Linked DNA regions of Homo sapiens: region 1 is linked to region 2. Evidence: chromatin loops called from intact Hi-C (ENCODE). Cell type or tissue: HCT116. All regions are shown on one strand. Each heading gives the region's core, and the rest is flanking DNA. Links, peaks and the distances in the headings are about the cores only.

Region 1 (8,333 bases), core at 120-8,119, 290 kb after region 2:
GCTGTGACTAAGAGTTCAGGCACAGTGAGAGGAGGAATGTATGCTTTAGAGAAACTCTAGTCATTCACACAATGTGTGTGTCTGCCATCAATGAGATGGTATTTTTTCCTGGAACCTACTTGGAGTTCTGAGAATTCAAGTGCTCCCTAAGCCTGGACTGTTCTCAGAACAGAGAGGCTTAATATGGGCATAAGAACGGAGTGCCTTGAGGAGCCAGCTTCCGGTCCAAGTGTCGTTTTTATCCTTGAGCTTCATGAGATGTCATTGACAAATAAAATTGCATATACTTACAGTATACGATGTGATGTTTGTGTATACACTGCAAAATGATTGAATCAAGCTAATTAACATATCCATCACCCTACATGCTTTGTGGTGAAAATGTTTAAGATCTACTCTCTTATGATTTTCAAGTATACAGTACAGCATTATTAACCACAGTCACTAGGCTACACAGAAGATTTCTGGAATTTATGTATCCTTTGTACCCTTTGACCAACATTTTCCCATTTCCCTTTCCTGACTCCTCGCCCAGCACGTGATAATCCAGTTTATGTTTAGACTGACTGTGCTTCTGGAGAAATCTTTTAACCTCTCCGAGCCTCAGATTCTTCTCCTAAAAAACGGCAACCATACTACCTGTGATGACTGATTTTATGTCAACTTGACTATCCGATGGTGCCAAACTGTTTGGTGCAGCACTAGTTGAGATGCTGCTGGGAAAGTATTTAGTGGATGTGATACACTTTTGCTACCAGTAGCCTGTACGTGAAGCAGATTATCCGCCATAATGTGGGTGGGTCTCATCTAATCAGTTCAAGGCCTGATGAGCAGTTTCCTGAGGAAGAAGCAATCAGCCTCAAGACTACAACAGAGAAACCCTGTCTGAGTTACCAGCCAGCTGCCTGCCCTGTCAAATTTGGTCTCAAGACTACAGCATCGACTCTTGCCTGAATTTGCAGTCTGCTGGGGCTTGCACAACAGATTTCAGACTTTCCAGCTCCCACAATCACATGAACCTATTATTTAAAATAAACATCTCCATTTTACATCTCCCCATAAGACTCCTTAAAGCGGGGATGTAAAAGGGAGATGTTTATTTTAAAGAATAGGCTCATGATATCTCTGGATTGTAATGATTAAATGAGAACATGGTGTACAACTGCATTTCCATATGCAAAAGAATAAATTTGCTTCCTTACCTCATAGCATAATCAAAACTTAACTCAAAATGGATCAAGGACCTAAAAATAAGAGCTAAAACTCTTAGAAGAAAACATAGGGGTAAGTCTTTATGAGCCTGGCTTTGGAAAAAGATTCCTAGATATGACATCAAGAGCAATGAAGGCAAAATTAGATAAACTGGACTTCATCAAAATGAAAACATTTTGTGCTTCAAAGGACATCTTCAAGAAAGTGAAAGATTAATCCACAGAGTGAGAGAGAATACTTGCTAATTACGTATATGATAGGGGACTTGAATCTAGCATATATAAAAAACTCTTACAACTCAATAATAAAATGATAAATAACCTAATTTTTAAAATAAGCAAATCATCTAAATAGACATTTCTGCAAGGAAGATACACAAATGGCCAATAAGCACATGAAAAGATGCCCAACTTCATTAGTCATCAGGCAGTGCAGATCAATGCTGTAATGAGATACCCCTTCACACCCACTGGGATGGCTATGATCAAAAAGTTGGATAATAATTGTTTTCAAGGTTGTGGAGAAATCAGAACTCACACATTGCTGGTGGGAGTGCAAAATTATACAGTCTCTTTGGAAAACTGGCAGTTCCTCAAAAAGTTAAACATAGAGTTACCATATGACCCAACAATCCCATGCCTAGGCATGTATCCAAGAGAAATGAAAATGTATGTTCACACAAAAACTTATACAGACATTTTTATAGCAGAATTATTCATAATAGCCAAAAGGTGGAAAAAAAACAAATTTGTATCAGTTAATGAATGAATAAACAAAATGTGGCATATGCATAGAATGGAATATTATTCAACCATAAAAAGGAGTGAACTTGAGTCCAGGAGGTGGAGACTGTAGTGAGCCATGGATGAACCTGCAACATTGATGAACCTTGAATACATTTTGCTAAATGAAATAAGCCAGTCACAAAAAGTCACATATTATACGATCCTATTCACGTGAAAAATTCCAGAACAGGAAAATCTATAGAAATCGAAAGTAGATGAGTAGTTTCTTAGAGCTGGGAGGCAGGGATGCGGGTGTGGATAGTGGGTAAGAGCTGAAGGTTACAGGGTTTTATTTTGAGGTGATGAAAATGTTCTAATATTATTGATTTTGGTAATGGTCATAAATTTCTGTGAATACTAAAAATCATTGAATTATATACTTTAAATGGGTGAATTGTATCTCAAGAAAATCATTTTAAAAAAAAGATTAAACGAGACAATCTTCATGACAGGGTACAAACAGAAGCGGTAAGTATTTTCCAAAGCCATTCTGCCTTTGTCCCAGCTACTTCTTCCCTTTTATGAGTCAAAGCATCTCCTCCAATTCCTCACTGTTAGGCTGTCCTCAGATGACAGAATCCAGGCTTTTCTTCTCAGAGACAGATCCACCGGTGGGGAAACAGATGCCCCTGTAGACCAAGTCCTCTCTGCAGCAAGGCTCAGGACACACAAGCCCAGGTTTCCAAAGCACAGGACTGTCAGGGCAGCGCCCGGCACAGGGCTTCGTGGATGTGGTGCTCCACTGAGATACCTACCTCAGCATCCCTGCTCAGCTTCTAGAAAGTGCCTAGGGTGCTGATGAAGGAGGACACTCAGGGAGGAAGATGACTCCTGTGAGTGCCTGCTAGGGACCTCCTTGCCTTAGACCACCCCGAGCCCCTGGACCAACATTCCCACTTCCTTGAATCAGTTCCACATCAGATACCTTAGGCAAGAGAGAGAGAAGGCTGCCTCCTGCTGCCTGGCCACACTTCGCACCCCCTGCTCCCTGCATACTCCGCCTTGCCCAGAAGTTGGTCCTCATGTTGAGCCCACATCCAGATGAGTGGACCCAGCCTCGCTCCCTGGACTTTAAGCCAGCCCTGGGCCCTGAGCCCTCCCTGCTCTCAGGCCTCCCCGGTGAACCCTGCTTCCCAAACCCTGCAATGTCCTGCTGTCAGATTCCCAAGGCTGTGTTCCACTAACGACTCCCAAGCCCCCTGTGTCATCCCACCTAATGGCCTGGATTCCTGAAGGGCGCCCGGGCTGCTCTGCCTGTTGGGTTCAGGCTTCACCCCTGCATCTGTCAGTGCGGGGTCCATCTCCTCCGTCTCCTCTAGACTAATGCCCTGCAGTTACTGGAGACACAGCCTTGCCACAGCCACAGGGGTCCTAGTCCCTGCTGGAGCCTCTCTCCCCACCCCACCTCCTGCCACAAGTCCGTGCCTGGGATTACGACACAAACAGGAACCAAAGCTCAGGGCAGTGTGTGTGGGATCCTCTCTCCCTTTAGCAGGTCCATGTCTCCTCAGCTCTGTGCTCTTGAGCAAGTTCTGTGCTCTCCCTGAGCCCCAGCTTTCTCATCCCCAAAGCAGAAGGAGCAGTGGCTTAGGAGAAATGGCCTGGGTGGGGAGTGATGAAGGCATCATCCATAAACACGGCACATGCCCTGCAGATTCAGACAGCAGGGACCCGACTCCGATCCTGGGTCGCTAGCCTTGTGGTCTTACCTTCCTGTTAAACAGTGTCATTCATGCATTCTCTCCAGATGCAAATTGCTTCCTCATTTCTTTGTGCAAATCAAGCCTTCCAAACAGCCTAAGGCCCCACCCTCCTGTGTTCAGTCTCTAGGATATCTCTGGCTGAAATGTACTCTGTCTGAAAACTTGAACTTCTGTCCTCACTGCACAGAAAAGGTGTCGCGCAGGGAAGGGCAGGACAGCCATGTGCTTCCGAGGGGCTTCCATCCTGCAGAGAAGGGGCTTCTATCCTTCCACCCAACCACTGTGTGGGTGATGAGCCCCTGGCTGATGGGAACTTGGTCACTATTCTGAACCCATTACACACCTCAGAACTCATCCAGGTTCAAAGGCCCTAGGCTCTGCTGCCTGACACACAGCACCCCCTGGAGGCAGCAGTGGGTAATGCACCCTCATGATTCCAGCTCCTGCTGGAATCACTGACATCAGGCAAGTGATGTCATCTTTGAGGCTGTGAATACTTTCTAATATAGATCATTAACAGCTGGAATAATCTATGTTCTGATACTTCAGTTATCGTTTTCCTCTGATGACACAAAACTGTGAAATGCTCAGTCGAAAAGTAGGAATAAGGTATAAGCCCAACCAGCCCTCCTTTCATGCTTAGCGCAATACTTCTCAGCCCCTCAAGTACTTGAAATAATATCAATTCCATACAAACTTTTCCCAGCAAATAGAAAGGGGGAGGAATAGGAAGAGAAAAAATTACTTTCCAACACTTTTATGAGGTAGACGTTACCTAGATACCAAAACCAAAAGAAAAGAAAACTTGAGAGCGATATTCCTTATAACCATGCAAAAGCCCTCAACAGAATACCAGTACATTAAATCCAGGAACATATTCAAAGGCTAATACATCATGAACAAGTGAGATTTAACCCATAAATGAGTGGCTGGTTCGAGATTAGAAAACCAGTCAATATGATTAACTATGTTAACAAACTAAAGAAGAAAAAACATCATGTTAGTAGATGCATCTGACGATATTCAAAACTCATTCACGATTTTTAAAAAATTCTCAAATTACTAGGAATAGAAAAGAATTTTCAACTGATAAAGGGCATCTACCAAAAAAAAATCTACAGCTAACTTTATATTTAATGGTAAACTGGATGTTTTCCCCCTAAGATCACGAACAAGGCACTGGAGACCCTAGCAAGAGCAATAAGGCAAGAGTAAAAAATAGCATCCTCGTGGCAGGCACCCGTAGTCCCAGCTACTCCGGAGGCTGAGGCAGGAGAATGGCGTGAACCCGGGAGGCGGAGCTTGCAGTGAGCCGAGATCACGCCACTGCACTCGAGCCTGGGCAACAGAGCGAGACTCTGTCTCAAAAAAAGAAGAAAAAAAAATAGCATCCTTAAGTTGTCAATCAAGAAATGCAACATGAACACCCCTTTAGAAAATTCCAAGGAATCTTCCAAATGTATACTAGAATAAATGAAGGAGTTTAGCAAGTTGTAAAATATATGATCAAAACATAATGAATAACTGGACATTAAAATTTAAAGAAAAAAGTGCCATTTACAATAGCACCAAAAAAAAAAAACCCCACAAAATACATGGGTATAAACCTAGCAAAATATTTGCATGATCTATATAGTGAAACCACACAACACTGATAAATAAATCAAAGAAGGCCTAAATAAGTAAAGAGATATAACGTATTCATGGGTTGGAAGACTCAGTATTGTTAAGAGGTAAATTGTCTGCAAACTCATCTATGCATTCAATTCAATCCCAATCAATAATCTGATTGTAAAGTCAATGATTTGAATCAAAAATGTATATGGATAATCAAAGGAACTAGAATAGCCAAAATAATTTTGATAAACAATAACAAAGTTGGTAGACTCAGATTACATAATTTCAAGACATATTATAAACTGTAGTAAACAAGAGAGTGTGATGTGGGTAGAAAACAGACAAATAGATGAACGCAGTGGAATAGACTGTGTAGAAATAGGCCCACACAGATGCGATCAATTGCTTTTTTATCAAGATGCCAATACAATTCGCTAGAACAAGGAAAGTCTTTTCAACAACTAGCGTGGGCTCAACTGGATATCTAATTAACTGAAAATACATCATAGACTCACGTGAAACCTAATACTGTAGAAATTCTAGAACAAAATACTAAAGGAAAGGTTTTGTGGCCTTGAGATCAGCAAAGATTTCTTAGCTGTGTCACTAAAAGCATGAATCGTAAAGGGAAAAAATGATAAATTTGGACTCATCAAAGAAAAACTTTCAATCTTCAAAAGACACAGTTGACAACATGAAAAGACAAGGCATGGACTAGAAGAAAATATTTGCAACACATATATCAGGCAAAAGTCTTACATCCAGAACATAAAAATAACTTTTACTTTATCAATAATAAGACAAACAACTGCCTCCCTTCCCCAACAAATGAGCAAAAGATTTGAACATCGATTTCACCATAGAAGACATACAAGTGGCCAATGAATACATAATAAGATGCTCAACGCCATTAATTGTTAAGCAAATACAAATTAAAATCACAATGAGATGCCACAACATACCTATTTGAATGGCTAAAATTTAACTGTCTCTCCTTACCAATTGTTGCCACTAATGTGGAGGAACTGGTAGTCTCTTGCTGCTGGTAGAAATTTAAATTTTGGAAAACAGTTGAGTCATTTCTTAAAATGTTAAATATACATTCCTATCCTAGGTATTATATTACTCCAGCAAAAAGAAAGACACACATCCACACGAAGACTTGCACTCAAATATCCATATCAGCTTTCTTTTTTTTTTTTTTTTAACAGTCGCGCTCTGTAGTCCAGGCTGGAGTGCAGTAGCACAATGTTGGCTCACTGCAACCTCTGCCTCCTGGGTTCAAGCAATTCTCCTGCCTCAGCCTCCCAAGTAGCTGGGATTACAGGCATCCGCCACCATGCCTAGCTAATTTTTGTATTCTTAGTAGAGACTGGGTTTCACCTTGTCTGTCAGGCTGGTCTCGAACTCCTGAACTCAGGTGATCTGCCCACCTCAGCCTCCCAAAGTGCTGGGATTACAGCCGAGAGCCACCACACCTGGCTCATGTCAGCTTTCTTTGTAATATTCATCACTGGAAGCAACCTGAAGGGCTATCGACAGGTGCATGGATAACAAATTGTGGTCCATCTGTGCAATGGAAGGCTACTCAGCAAACAAAATAAATGAACTATTGGTACACTCAACAATATGGGTGAATCCCACAATCATTATGCTGGGCAAAAGAAAACAGATAAAAAAAGGGTATCATTTCTTTTATAGCAAATTCTAGAAGCTACAAGCTAATCTATAGTGTTGGCAGCAAGTAAATCCATGTTTGTCTGGATATGGGAATGCAGAGGGGACTGGGGAGCAAAGGGGCACCAGGAAAACTTGAGGGCGACAGCAATATATGTTGCCCAGGTGGCGGTGAGAATTTCGGGGGGGTATGCATGTGTCAAAACTGACTAAATGATACACTTCAAATAGGTTCATTATATGTTAATTATACATCAATTAAGTAGTGAAAAAAGGACGTACTTATTAGATAATTTAAAAGGTACTGAAAAAATACAATACAGGAAACAAACAAGTGTATATGCCCTTTGACTCAGCAAGCCCAAGTTTGGGAATTTATCCACAAACAAAAAAGCACCTTAGGCCCTTAAGAACGCGTTTTCAAAAACATTTATCGCAATATCGCTGAAACAATATTGAAGTAAAAACAGAAAAAGCTTAAAATATGCCTCACAAAGGGTCAGTAAATCATCAAGAACTACTACAGGATGAGTATCCATTATCTGAAAGTTTTGGAGAAAGAAGTGTTTTAGATTTCAGATTCTTTTTGGATTTTGGAATATCTGTATGTACATAATGAGATATCCTGGGAGTGGGACTCTAGTCTAAACACAGTATTTATGCCTCATGTATGCCTTATACGCATAGCCTAAAGGTAACTATATCAATATTTTAAATAATTTTTTGCATGAAACAAAGTTGGTGTTAAGTACTTATGTGTGAAATTTTTCACTTGTGGTGTTGTGTCGGTGCTCAAAAAGTTTCAGGTTTTGGAGCATTTCAGATTTCAGATTTTTAGATTAGGGATCCCCAGACTACATGTAGCCATTAAAAGGATGAGTTTAATGAGTATACTTCAACTGGGAAGGATGTTTGTGTTGTATGTTTAAGTGAGTAAAACAAAATGCAAATTATCATCTATGCTAATAAACGGCTGACAATAGGATGGACAAATGGATGGGGTGCCCATAGATGTGTGGATGGATCTCTCCTATATGTGCACCTCCCTGCGTGTACACAGACACAGGTGACAATGGCTAGACATTCAATGCTGATTATTTGTTACTAAAGGAGGCTGGATTTTAAAAGCTTTGGAAAAGGTTTGTTTGCACATTTCTACAAAAATGAGTATGTTTTACTCCTCTGATTTAAGAAAAAAGTAAAATGAAAATACATAAAATGAATAAAAAGTCAAGGTTCAATTTGCTTTGAAGTGCATTTAAAAATGTGTTGGTTTGCAGGGGAGAGGAGGCTTGCAGGGTAGAAGAGGCTAGTGAGGCGGAGCTGAGATGAGAAAGGG
Region 2 (8,333 bases), core at 192-8,191:
CAGGGGTTAACTATGCAGATTCAGGAAGCCTGGATGGAGTCCTTGCTCTGCCATGCGCCAGCTGGTTGCTTTGGACAAGTCACTTAGCCTCTCTGGGCCTATGTTTCTCTACCTGTAAAATGGGAAGGTGCTGAATGAACCAAAATGAATGAGCACTGTGCATGGGAGGCACTCAGGGCAGAGCTCAAGACTGGGAGCCCGGTGAAAGCAAGGTGCTGCCATGGAAGGGCTGACGGTCTCCAAAAATGGGTGGAGCCCACACTACGTCTGTGATGATCAGGCTGCAGAGCAGGGAGAGAAGGGAAGGGAAATGGGGAGCGGGTGTTGGGGAGTCAGGGAAGGCCTCAGCAGAGGGAGACTGCTGTCGGGACCAGAGCGTTCTTCCACCCAGGGTGCCACACGCAGGTTCCTTGAACCTCTGCCCAATGTGATCTGGATGGTAAAGATGAGTGGGACTTTTTCTTTCTTCTTTTTGGCCAAACAAATAAATAAATAAATGAATAAAAGAAGCTGCATCCCACCGTCGACTCACGCCCCTCTGTGGAAATCCCCTCCTTGCAGGTGATCACTTGAGGCTCACCTGAGCTGCCATCTCCTCTGGGGGCTCTCTCTGCCTTTGTTCCCTGAGGCTCCCGGCTGACAGGATGGCCAGTGCCATAGTCACTCTCTCCAGATGGGGTGCCCTTAGGGCAGGCAGACGCTCCTTGCTTCATGCTCCAGTGCATTGGGCGGGGCCTCTGTGCAGGCTCCTGGTGATTTCCCCCATAGTTGCCCAGCCTGCAGTGCTTCCCATGGGGGAGGCATTCCAATGTGGGCAGGCACAGATCCCCCATGCCCTCTTCCCTGGGACACCTGCAGCAGGCCCCAGGCTGTCCTCAAGGCTCCACCACTGTGTGGGTGTGTCAGGGGGACCCAGACCCTAGGGCCATGAGCCTGCCTCTCCCCTTGTCCCTGATGAATATGCTCAGAAGTGCAGGACGGCGGCCCCGGGTAGAAGCTCCCTTGGGCTGAGTCAAGACCTGCCCTTCCTGCCATGTCATCAGCATGCATCGTCCCCTGTGGCCTCCATCCCGTGCAACTTTCAGGGCACCATGAGTGCCGCAGTGTCTCCTGCAAGCTGCTGCTGCTGGACTTTAGAGAATCCATGCTGCACTTTCCCTTCTAAATCAGGAGCCTGCGCTGTGGGCTGTTTGCTCCATCTCCACTCACCCTGCCCTGGGAATTCATGACAGGTGTCTCTGAGTGGTTCTCCAGAACTCATCATTGGCATCCCATGGACAAGAAGGAAAATAATTTGTTCCCTCTTCCCAAAAAAATGTGTGTAAACAACATAGGCCTTGTCTTTGATGCGAGCCAACTCTCTCCAATTTGATCTGTCTCTAAAGAAGTGAGACAGTGCAGGGTCCCCCTGGGTGGGAGTGATGCCTGACGGGAGCCTGGAAACTTAGCAGCGATGCCCTGGATCGCGGCTCTGGCGTTGGGCCCACCTGGCAGGGGAACGGGGAGAAGCTTTCCCATTGTCCTGATGCGATTCTCCCAGCTGAAACGAGGCTGGTGCACATGTGGGCCGACACTGATGGGATCCAGCTTGCCAGAGAGGTGCACTCCCCCATATGAGCTCTGGTCAGCAGGCACTTACCGGCATTCACTGAGTGCCCACTGTTGTGCCAGGCACTCACGGGGTTACTGGAGGAGGGCACTGGAGGCCTTCATGTTTCCAGGGCTAAGACGAGGGTGGGAGCCTGTGACCTCCATCCCTCCTGGGGCCCCTGATGCTGCCTGATGTGATCCTGAGTCGTGGAAATGAATCCAGATGTGCACACTCGCTCACCTGTGAGTGATGGCCATCCCTCTGATGGCCCCCAGGACCCTTCCCAAGTGAGGATCTTAGTCCCTAAGTTGGGTTCCCTGGCGCCTGACATCTGAAGATTAGGAGCCACCCCAATGACTGGAGGCATTTCTACTGCTGACCCAAGGTGTTTAGCATTAGGAAAGTGCCCTGCAGATGTCACTCCATGTTGTTTGAAAAGAATTGAGATATCACATGAAATATATTTCATAATCCAGAGGAAGTTGGGAGAGGTGTCCTGGGCTCCAGCCCCAGTGCCAGGGGTCTCCTGTGCTTTCTGTGAGGCAGGGTGAGCCTGGGATGGGGTGGGGGCCAGAGCCTTCCACAGGTTTCCCTGTGGGCCAACCTCACCTTTGCTGCCTGGGTCTGGCCATGGTGCTCCATGGGGTGTGGGCCCCAAGCTCACAGACTATGGCAAAGACAAGCCACAGAGAGGAGGCAGCCAGTGGTTCCAGGCAGCGATGGGCTCAGTGCCAGCCATTCCAGGCACCAGCATCCTGCATGTCTCAGCTCCCCTCTCCGCCAGACTATTCTCTGTCCACAGCACCAAACACCAAAGGAAATAAGCTCTGAGAGGCCCAAAGTGGCTCTGGGTGGCCCACCTGAGCATGGACTGGGCCAAGTCCAAGGCACAATCTGGGGCAAGTTGGAGGTCAAGGCCAGATCCCAAATCACAGAACTGAGTCCAATGTGGGAGCTGGGCTGTAAGAAGGAGAAATCAAAGGTTGAGGACAGGGTCAGCGCAGGGAGGCCTCAGAGTGAGGAGGAGACTGGTGATTCGCCTCACTGTCATTGGTCAGCTGGTATGGGCTATGTGGGCAGGTGGATTGGGCTCTGAGGTTCTGGAAACCAGTCATGCCCCATGCAGATGCATGTATACAGACCCGAGCCTCCAGGCCTGATGGGAGGGACCCCTCCAGGGGGACCTTTACAGGCAACACCGAGCTCTCAACACCTGCATCTTAAGGCTCCGAGGACATGGCAGGTGTGGCCCGTGAGTGGCAGGGCCTCCACGTGACCACAGCTTGGGAGGTGTGAGGGGCTGGCTATAGAAGGCCAGGCAATAGTGCAAGAGGTAGGGAGGCCCCAGGGTCAGGGCAGGGGCTCCCTCCAAAGGGCCTAGGGCACGGGACAAGAGGCCAGGCTGCTGGCAAGCTCTCTGTCCTCCCCGCAAAGTCTCATAGAGGAAATCTGTGTATTGAACATGGCCCTGCCACCCTTGGCCAAGCACCTACTAAGGTGCGTTGGCCCTGTGAGGGGCTGGGTGTGAGGAGGTGGAGAGCCTGGGCTTATAGCAGAGCCTGTCAGAAGTCCAGAGAGGGCCAGAAGTCCTGGGTGGCCCAGTAGGATGGGTGAGGAAGGTTCTTGGGGAGTGGAGATACCGGTAGCAGACAAGTGCACCATTCCTGGGACTCAGAGAGGGACCAGCACTGCTCAGAGTCATGGTAAGGAAACATGGGTGGTAGCACTGGGCCCTTGAGGCCGAGGGGAGGCTGACATCCAGCTGGGCAGAGACCACACCACTGGGCCCAACATAGTCAGAACCCAGGAAGCTTAAATTTGGGGACAAACAGACCCTAGGTGGAGGCAATACCCAAGAATATGTTAAAAGGGAACTCCACTCACTGGTGTGAGGCACTGCTCCTGGGCCTGAGTGTGCATTTTCCCTCGAATCTCCACGTGGGCCCTTCAAGCTTGATAGCCAGGAGGGCATGAGGAACCCACGGTCCTGACACTTGCCTGGAGTCACACAGCTGCTTTGAAGCATCCAGTGATGTGAGTGTAGCTCACTGGGTCCCCAAACCCATGCAGGCCATGACCAGTTTTGGGTGGTGGAAAGAGGTGGTCAGAGGACCCAGAGGGCCCAGAAGTCCTTACAGGAAGGGCTGTTGCCAGCTGGGAGCCCGGGCTAGGCCTGTGCATCCTCTCCCCACCTCCCCATTTCCTCCCTTCCCCTGTGCCCTGGGCCAAGACACAGTGCCAAGCGAGGGGACTGCGGTTGCTGTGGAGGCAGGAAAGCCCAGGGCCCGGCTGGAAGGTCATGTGGGAAACTTCTGCTTGAGGGGAGCTGCTCAAACGGGTCACTGGGCCCCTCGGGTACCAGACCTTGTTTTCCTGCGGCCTCCTCCAATGGATAAGGGGCACTGGGGTAGGGGCTTGGCTCCAGCAGCCAAGGCGTGAACAATGGTCTCGCTGGCTGCCCCGTCATGCCCCCTCCTCAGCCGCTGCCCTCCCGGAGGACCAAAGCTGCCATGTGAAAGCGATTTCTCTGAAAGGCTTCTCTGGGGAAACTGGGCGTCGGGGCCTATGCTCACCACACTCCCTGCATCCCTCCTTTCTGTACAGAACCCTGAGTGTGGGCGGGAGGGTGGATACCACAGAGGGTGTTGGGGCATGGGTGCTTCTGGGTGTGGGGGCTCAGATGAAGAGGTGAGTGGCCTGGTGGGTCCATGTGCAATGGGAATGGACGAGGGCCTCGGCGTGAGTCTTCCATAGGAACGAGGGGTCAGGGCTGTAGGGGGACTCTGTGAGGCTGAGTATGCCTGTGCAGGTGGGGGGCTGTGAAGATGTGTGGGAGGCTGCTGTGAAGGGTGCTTTCTGGGAATGGTGCTGTGCTGCTGCAGTTTGCTTAGAGGGCAGATTGAGTGGGAGTCAGGCAGGCAGGGCTGCGTCTGCAGGTTGGGTCTGATCACCCAAGCCTTTCCCTGGGCTCTTTCTCAAGGACAGGGAAGCCCTGGAGGTTGTGGAGCTGGTGGTGAGAATGCTCGAGCATTCTTGGCAAGAGTACTGGAGTGTGGGTGGTGTGCGGGATGGATGGGTGCAGGAGAGTGCAGAGATAGGCCACGTGGTTGGGCCCTGGGTATGTGTCCTGTTGGGGGCGTGAGGACCTGGTTGAGGAGGAAGGCACAAGGGGCAGTTCTGTGGGGGTGAGAGCCATGGGAGGTGGGGCAGGAGGACTATGGCAAATTGAACACAGAGAGTGGAGGTGGGGAGCATCCAGGTAAGGTGAGTCTGGGCCAGTGTGTGCACACTGCAGGTGCTTGTTAATTTGTTGATTGGCTATGTGATTGATTTGTTGGTGGTGCCAGTGGGCACAGGGGGTCCTCAAGAGAGGTGTCAGAGCACGTTTGTATGTTAGAGAATGAGAAATGGCCCATGCATGCACACCCCTATCCCTCTCCCACCCCGCCCAGCACTCCCCTGCCTGGCTTCTGGGGAGCTGCTGCAGAGGAAAGCCCTGTGAGCTAAGCCGCATCATCGTCATGGCCAGCAGGGGGCGCTGTGCCCTTGGGTGGCCCAAGCTCTCCCAACAGCTGGAAGATTGGAAGATACGTTTGTACATTTTTGAGTACGTGCCCTGCTCTGACATTGCTTAGATGGTCATCTCGCCCCCATCCTAGCTGACAACCCGTCTTCACTACATCACCTCCATGCTAACAATACCACGGGATGTCACCTGGGGGTAACCAGGGCTCCTGGACCCCTCAGCTCTGCTCAGCCCTGAGAAAGGCATGCAGAGTCCCCGACGAGAAGACACCCGGAGCTGGGCATGAAACTAAAGCAAGAGGAAGGGAAGGTGGCCCAGTCCCCAACCTGGGACCTGTGGCCACATGGGAAAAGCAAAGTGCAACACAGAGGGTGGGGGCTTCCATTTGGGGGTTCTTTCAGAGCTCAGGGTGGGACCCCAGCAGAGGCTTCAGGCTCTGTCCTCACAGCCTCTGCAGCCCCAGGGCCTCCCACCAGGGTGTGGTTTGCTTGAGAGTGGGTAACAGCAGCACAGGGTGGCATCAGAGGCAAGGACCAGGGGCCCCAGGGACAGCTGCTGGGACCCTCAGGTTAAGGCAGTGGCCCCAGGAGAGCTGCCTTACCTCAGCTCAGCGTTGCCCCTCACTGCAGAGTGGACTCACTGATAGTGAATGAGATCAAGGCCAAGGTGGGTGCTGGTGTGGCCTAGGGAGGCATTCAGCCCAGCCTGGGGAGCTGGGGTTGCCAGGCACAGCCCCCAATACGAGGTATGTCTGAACTGGGTTCTGAAGGATGAGAAGGAGTTGCCTGGGCCAAGAAGGCAGTAGTTGGGGGAGTGTTCTTTTGTCCACAGAGTCCATTTGAGTCAAGGAATGGCATTGGCAGGCCGCCTGCAACACCGAGAGGAAGAGGCCAGCACTGGGTTGGGCACCCCTGCAACACAGACAGGAAGCGTGGGCTGGGTGATGGAGGCCTGCAGGTCCTCTCAAGAGCAGAGGCAGGGCAGCCCCTGAGGAGGGCGCTGGAGCCTGGGCCCACACATGTTGGAGCCATGGGAGGGAGTGTCGGTCCAGGGCCAGAGGCTGAAGGCACTGCAGGGGGGTTACTGCAGCTGGCCGGGTTTCTAGGTTTAATGTTGAGACCGACCAAATTTGAATCTTGGTTCAAATCTTGGGCCCTTCCGGGGACAAATAGCTCAACTTACCTGGAGCTCAGGATTTCATCTGTGAAGTGGAAATAGGGGCTGTGTGAAGTGGGGTGATAGCCTGCCAGGGTGATTCATAGGGTGAGTTGAGATGACATTTGTAAGCCCTTGTCAAGGTGCCTCATGCATAATAGGTTCAACAAATATTAATTCCCCTTTCTCCTCTCCTTCTCCTTCTCCTTCTCCTTCGCCTTCTCCTTCTTCAAGGATTTCTGCACATGGGTGAAGCTGGGAGGGAATTTATCTAATTGTCTAATTTTGTCCTTTTTTATCTAGCATGAGATAGTGTTCCCATTTTACAGATGAAGAAACTGAGGCCAGCCAAACTAAGTCATTTTCCCAGGCCACACAGCTAATGAGTAGCAAACTTACTAGCTGCCTTTCATGTCTGGGGAATGGGCAGCCCCATGCTAGGGCTTCCTTAAAGGCCATGGGACTTGGTCCCTGGAAGGGTGTGCCAACTGGGTTGCCTGAGTGGAGCAGAAAGTAATTGTGTTTAAACATGAGCTTTGGTAACAGCAAACAAGGGCCATGAAACACCAGCAAGTCTTTCTCCTCCACAGCCTGGTGGTCCTGGGTTTCCTGGGGCTCGGACCTCTGCTTTGTGACCAGCTGGGCAGGTGACAGACATGAAGAATGACCAGATGTCTACACCGGCTGACCAGCCTGGAGGCTGTACTGCAGGTGGGCTCCTGCCTCAGGGTCATCTGAACACTGGGACAGCTCCGGGGAAGGCAGAGCCCCATGACCAGGATGAAGGCGAGGGAGGAGCATGGGCCCTGGAAGCAGAGGCCCCCCTGCCAGCCCTGAAGGTGGCTGGGGCCCAGGGGTGGGTGTTAGGGGACACCAAACAGAGGTCATGAATGTGCTGTGCTGGCCAGATCCGTCCTGCTGATGTGTTTTATTTGGCTTGCAGAGTGCTTCTCAAAAAACTTTGAATTATGTCTTAACATTTTCATATGAAAATCTAGATCTGCAGTTTCTCCTGAAAAGTTGGAGACTCTGGCCACAGATGTGAAAGGAGACGTGCGGCAGGAGAGCGGCTGCCCAATCTAGTTGGTGGCAGGTTCCTGCAGACCCCACCACTCTCCATAGTGCTCCCGGCACTGCCATTCCCTGCCTGGGCCCCTCGAGGCCCCTCTCTTCACAGACATGAGCCCTCAGCCCCTTGCCCATGACCCAAAATCTGGCTGTGATTTCCCACTCTGGCCAGTTTCCCTAGAGGGGGACATGAGGGACGTGACACACACTCAAGGTCATTAGTCTCAACAGTCTGGGACTGAGTGTGAGGACCAGGGAAAGAGGGCTCTTGCCATCCCCAGAGCCAGTGATTCAGAGGGTTTTGGTGGGGGGCCTGGCTGGAGCAGACACCATGGAACCTGAGGGGCTTTGGGAGGCCTTCTACTCTCATGCAAGAGCAAAAAGGCCAGGGCTGATTTGTCTAGCCACATGGTGACGTGGAGGAAAACTCCATCATCCCCAGGGAAATGCAAGGAAAGGGGGAGGAAGGAGAGAGAAAAAGAGAGGGAGAGGAGGGAAAGAGGGAGAGAGAGACAGAGACAGACAGAGACAGAGATATAGAGAAGGATAAACAGAGAGGGAGACAGAGACAGAGAGAGAAGAAGACACAGAGAAAGATACAGATAAAGACAGAAAAGAAGAGAGAGACAGAAATATTGGGAGCTTGACAGCCACAGAGCGAGAGACTGAGTGTCTATGATGGGCAGCCAGGTCCCTCCTATGGGGCCTGTGGATTCTCTCTTGACAGCTGGATGGCCACTCCCCTCTCCTCCTCCTCAGGCCTGCTGCTGGCTCCAAGGAAGCTGCTGAGATAGGGATAGGGAGAGAGTTCCATGCTAACAAAATGGTGCATACCAGGTGCTCAAGATAGCTATGTGGAGATAGATGCCTACTGCTCTGTCTCCCAACAGCGCAGATTTCTGTTTGCCAGAGGGAGATCACCTTCGCTGGCTTGGAAAGTGCCAGGAAAGGGCCAGTGTAGCCAGGTGGGCTTCTGCAGGTGGCCAGTGGTCA

Evidence for each region. Peaks named below come from ENCODE experiments on the same cell type or tissue, not always from the same donor. Only the 100,000 strongest peaks of a DNase experiment are listed, where the experiment ranks them.
Region 1: a loop joins it to region 2, with 17 times the contacts of the local background. A loop is called at or near these places in 11 of 110 quality-filtered maps.

The regions. Positions count from the first base shown.
Region 1 is chr10:47,336,657-47,344,989 of GRCh38, forward strand. No RefSeq gene overlaps it. Among named protein-coding and RNA genes, the nearest start is that of RBP3, 7.5 kb to the right of the region's middle. RefSeq lists an enhancer at 5,874-6,536. In HCT116, for the core only: a CTCF peak has its summit at 4,110 (motif pointing left); a DNase peak (open chromatin) is centred at 4,105.
Region 2 is chr10:47,042,650-47,050,982 of GRCh38, forward strand. No RefSeq gene overlaps it. Among named protein-coding and RNA genes, the nearest start is that of PTPN20, 140 kb to the left of the region's middle. In HCT116, for the core only: a CTCF peak has its summit at 5,106 (motif pointing right); a DNase peak (open chromatin) is centred at 5,142.